Regions from separate parts of the Homo sapiens genome. Here region 1 is linked to region 2. Evidence: read pairs that join two places in POLR2A ChIA-PET (ENCODE). Cell type or tissue: OCI-LY7. All regions are shown on one strand. Region 1 overlaps TCF4 (transcription factor 4). Region 2 overlaps TCF4 (transcription factor 4).

What was found. ChIA-PET counts read pairs that join two places held together with the same protein. Peaks named below come from ENCODE experiments on the same cell type or tissue, not always from the same donor. Only the 100,000 strongest peaks of a DNase experiment are listed, where the experiment ranks them.
Region 1: POLR2A ChIA-PET joins it to region 2 with 9 read pairs; 2 of 35 experiments call an interaction of 5 or more read pairs at or near these places.

What each region holds. Positions count from the first base shown.
Region 1 is chr18:55,493,455-55,495,954 of GRCh38, reverse strand. All of the region lies in intron 3 of TCF4 (transcription factor 4), which reads left to right. Among named protein-coding and RNA genes, the nearest start is that of MIR4529, 15 kb to the right of the region's middle. In OCI-LY7, no CTCF peak of the experiment used is centred here; no DNase peak of the experiment used is centred here.
Region 2 is chr18:55,441,285-55,443,784 of GRCh38, reverse strand. All of the region lies in intron 5 of TCF4 (transcription factor 4), which reads left to right. Among named protein-coding and RNA genes, the nearest start is that of TCF4-AS1, 10 kb to the left of the region's middle. In OCI-LY7, no CTCF peak of the experiment used is centred here; a DNase peak (open chromatin) is centred at 974; H3K4me3 peaks cover 2,250 bases; H3K27ac peaks cover 2,500 bases.

The DNA.
Region 1 (2,500 bases), 52 kb before region 2:
AATGATTCTTGCCTCAATTAAAAAGACCTCACCACTCACCTCCATGTAAAGGACAGGTCGTGAATTATTCAAATGATTCAGAAATCAACATTTAAAAAAATGAACATAAATTCCTTTTCATAATTAAAGAGCGGTGGAAAATGGCTCTTTTCTTAGGTCTAGATTATATTGCTGTTAAAGGAATTGCTGCCTAGTATACAATTTTTTGACATTGTTTTCTACAACATCAATCTTATTTGTTGTCCTTTTTTGTCACGCCTGTTAAATGTGTATTTTTCTGTGTTGATATTGAAACTAATGTACAAAGTGTGACATCTCCAAAAACTGATTTGGTTGTTCCTAAAAACATTGGTCCTTAAAAGTATATTTATTTGCAGCCCAGGAATTTTTAGCTTCACATTTTTCTTTTAATAACTAAACTGTAGAACAGAATTAGCTCTCATAAAACCTTGTACTTGCTGAACAACTCTCATAATTAAATGAATATAATGATTTTATGTGACACTTTGAACTTCTAAAGTTCTTTCACATCTATGTATGTTTAGGACAAGATTTAAAAGTTAAATTATTCTACAGTTGGAGTAGAAATAAGTGGCCAAGTATCCAACTTTTGTATCTCAAATACCTTCTTTTTTTTTTTTTTTCCCAAATACCTTCTTATATTCTCCACCGACTTTTTGGGCTGGCTAAGTGTGACAGAAATGGGAACTTTAGTTCTGGCTTTTGATTCTCTCATGTTAATGTAGGTTTTTGATAAGTCACTTGGTGCAAAACACTGAAACAACTTATCTATTGGCTTAAATGAGTCAACAGTCTGAATCAAACAGGTTGTGAATTGGTTAAAATAATAAACCAGTAACCCTGTGGTTGAGCTCTTGATGATTAAAGAACCAGACCTAAGAATGCATTTATAGTCTTTTAAAAGAGAGTAAAGACTCCCACTTCTTTGAGCTGTGTTTCTTTGTGTAGATTTCTTTTTTTTTTTTTTTAAAGAAAGGCTTCATTATCTGTTTCAGATCTTTATAGATGTTGCAATAAGGTACTCCTTTCTATTAGTATAGGATTGAAAGGATCAAAGTTAATAACTTGAACTGAGATGCTTTAAAATAACAAAATAGTTTATTATCTCTTTCCTTTTCAAGATTTATGTTCTTACAAGGGTACAATGTTCATGATTGAATGTGGTCCTACTGGTAAGGCTTCCATGTAATAGAAGAGTAATTCCCTTGTCTAGCATTCTCTGGGTTGTTTTAATGTTGCAGGTGAATGTGTTCTGCTGTGCAAATAAATGTAGTTCTCTTATTCACATTCCTGATGACTTGCATCCTTAAACCCTTTTGGTCAGGGTATTATTGTCCTTTATCCTGAAAAATGTCTGTGATTGTAGTGCCCTAATACTATAAATCAATGGGGACTGAATTCAGCGCCTGCTAAGTAGAGTGAGGCAACCCTTTAAATGCAAATGCATCAGGGCTAGTTTTAATGTAATTTTAATAAGGCTGAAACCATTTTGAAGTAGACTTAAATCATAATACTAATCTTAAAAGACTCTCTATTTAGCTGAGAAGTCCCTTTATTCTCACTGGCCATTTTTCCTCTGTGTGCATCCAAACCACCTTTCATGTGATTCCACAGTTTTTCATTTCTTTTTTTTTTTTTCTCAAATAGAATATATGTACAGTTTGTGGTTACTTTATTAGTTGGAGAAGAGCTTGTATTGACTAAAATTGCTTCACTTCTTTTTCTTCCTGGTTGTACATGCCTGACTAATCTGTGTGTGTGTGTGTGTGTGTGTGTCCATAATATTTCAATCACATTGCTGTGTTTTGGTCAGAGAAGTAAAAATCTAGCTGTCAATGCCAACTGGAGTAGTTATTTAAGAATATAATATTTAAGTAGGGGAGTATATGCAAAGTAATATAAAAATGAGGAAAACATTTACAAAATCAAATGTGACCTCAAGTCCAATATTTTTCAATCTTCTAAGTCTGTTGGTTTCACCACCTCACATTATTTCAATGTATGTGAAATATATCTTGCTGTTTATATTTGGGTTGATGGGACAGGTGCAGGATCTTTGACCTGGGGAAATAAATTGGATTAAGGACTAGCTTAACTAGTCTACAGAAACTGTAGACTACAAAAACTGAAGGCAAGAACCTACTGTCACATCTTTTGCAGAGAGACAAAGGCATTTTGGTATTTGGATATTTTACTTGGGATATGTATTTTGTGTATTTGTGTAATTTTGTATTAATTTACACAAACTTAAGTAAACAATATATTAATAAGATTCATCAAGTAATTTATAAATTAACTTTCCCACATTTTTCTGTGTTCAAGAATTATCAAGGAGATGTGTAAATATTGAAGCCTATACTATATTCCATTATTTGCTTTTAATGTATTTCATATAATTCAGAAAACAGTAATTTATCATTTACATTACTTCCCTTTTCCTATTGAGCCTTCTGAAAGAATAATGTAGACCAGCATTTTA
Region 2 (2,500 bases):
ATCCTTTCTCTCAGTATTCTTTCTGGAATACTTTCAGTATCTCTTTCTGGAGAGAAAGTTTAAGGCAAGTGGTTCATCTGTGACGAATGGAAGAAGGAAATGTGGTTCTTGATTTTGAGTTGTGTGATGAACCCAAATTTACCAGGCAATAGATAGGATATGATGATTACTAAATTTGCCATTGACTGATAGTTAACTGGCTACCTTGTTGGGTCTCTTGAGAAAAGAACTAAAACAAGAACAACAACAACAAAAGCTTAAAATTACCTGAAAATATGTCTCTTTACCTACACCTAATTTTAAGGCAGAAAATTCCAAAGTGAGCCAGCTACTCAATACAGGTGCTGAAGGTTATGTGAAAATTCGGGTTAACACTAATGATAGATTGAGAGGTAACTGTTTGCTTTACAAACCGCTTGCCAAGGAATGCCCATATTAGACTATGAAAATTAGACTCATGGCAAATTTTCAGGAACATGATTCTTGTGATAAACAAGCTATCTGGAGGGTGATGTGTGAGCTCACAGGGGAGTTTTAAGAACAGGTTTCCATTGTTGGACAGTAACCTGACAGCTAGGCATACTCAGAGGAAGGGCATAGATTAGTATCCAACAACCTGTTTTAAAACCAAGCAATGGGACCCCATACAAGGTCCAGGTTGACCCGAACCAAGGTTAGATGAACCTGACTTGTTTTTATAGTAAACGTCACAATGGTGACAAGCCAGCAGGGTCATCAGCACACTTTGCAGCTACAGACTTCCCACTGGACAAACCATTTTCAGCTTCCTCTGTTTGGTCACACCCACAAGAAGTACGAATGGTATATTTAAAAAGCTAGTCCATCTTGGTTCATTTATACCAGTGTGTAGGATTTCTGTAGACTCTGGGCTGGTTACAACCTAGAGCTGCAGAAGGGTGCAGAGCTTCATGTGTTCATTCTGTACTGTGATAAAGTTCTTTGCACGTTTGTGGAAATGCAAAAGTTCTTCTATGCACCTGGCTTCTGTTCCGGTCATTTCCTTGTATATGGGTTTTGATCCGGTGTGACGGAAGAGGGAAGCTATGCATTCTGAGATCTCAGATTTCATTGTATCCAATTATTTATAAGACCTGAGAGGTGCTTTATTAGTTAGGAAGCACTGCAGATTTTCTCTGTAGCTTTTAAAAATCATCCTGACTTCCTATGTGTTATTTTTTGCATTGGCACCCATTGCCAATGCTATGTCTCAGAAGAGCCGAGACTTGTGGCCAATAATCCTTAGAAACTGATGGGGCTGTAGAATTTATTTCTCTGTCACCCTTTTTGAAAATAAAATAAAGTTATATTTTTCATTTACATGGATGGACAAATTGGGGTCTTTAAAATAAAACCTACTTCCCCTTTTCATTCTTTTTCTGATCATTTGTAGCAAAAGCTTAGTGGTTTTCTGTAGAACTGCTTTGTTTTAAAAATCAAATTGAAGACCAACTTGATTCTGCCTGCAGAGCAAAGCTATCTGCCTTTTTAGAAAATCTGGATGGTTAAATTGGAAGCACATTCTGCACATGGTTTAGCAGTTAGTAGCCTGGAAAATGACCCAATAGCCAAGATAGTTTTTTTGTTTGTTTGTTTTTTGTTTTTTTAATCTTCATTGTAAGTGCTTGTTTAAAGTGTAAGCTTGTAATGGACTATTTTGCACATTGTTCATTGTTAATTCTTTTCAGGCTATTATAGTTCTGTAAATACATTGCCTGCTAAGTTGTGTCAGTGGAGAAACATTAGTGCTATAAGAAAATCCAGTGAAATGTGCTTAAAAGCATTACCAATTAGCGCATGGGACTGGATCACCGCGATTTCTTAGTGATCCTAGAGAAGTCAGTTTCAGTTGACTTCCCATTTATTTAAAATGGGTATGACAACGTTCTTTTTGGAGAATAGGGCAGCACACAAATGCACACTATGCTGTGGCCTGCTGAAGAGTTTCCACTGATTTGTGACTATATTACTCAATATTGCTTTGTAGCACCCTTAGTCTAATCCACATTGAAGGAGCAAAATCCTTCTGTATCTTACTTATTATACGATTATGTAATACATATGTTACTTTATATATAATATGTAGTAGTACTTATTTTACTATTTTTATTCATTATAATGAAAATAACAAATTTACTGGGTGGTATCTACCATCTAGCTCAAGCTGTTCTATTTTGTATTGTTTAAATTTGAGAAAAGCTAATATTGGTTAATAATTAAAGGTTACAAAAATTGTAGTGGGAAAGGAGTTAAATTCTGTCTCTCAGATAGTAAAGACTGCCAGAACATGGACATAATCATGGGAAATAATAGGGTGGATAGAATGTGATTTATCTGCGTATGTTAAAGAAAGAAAAATAGTGATCGTGAATGTACTGAATATAGCTTAAACTATTTATCATTATGTACAAATGGAAACTTACATAAAACCCCTGTTGATTAAGTTTTATCTGAAACAAAGGATATGATTGGAAGTGGAGAA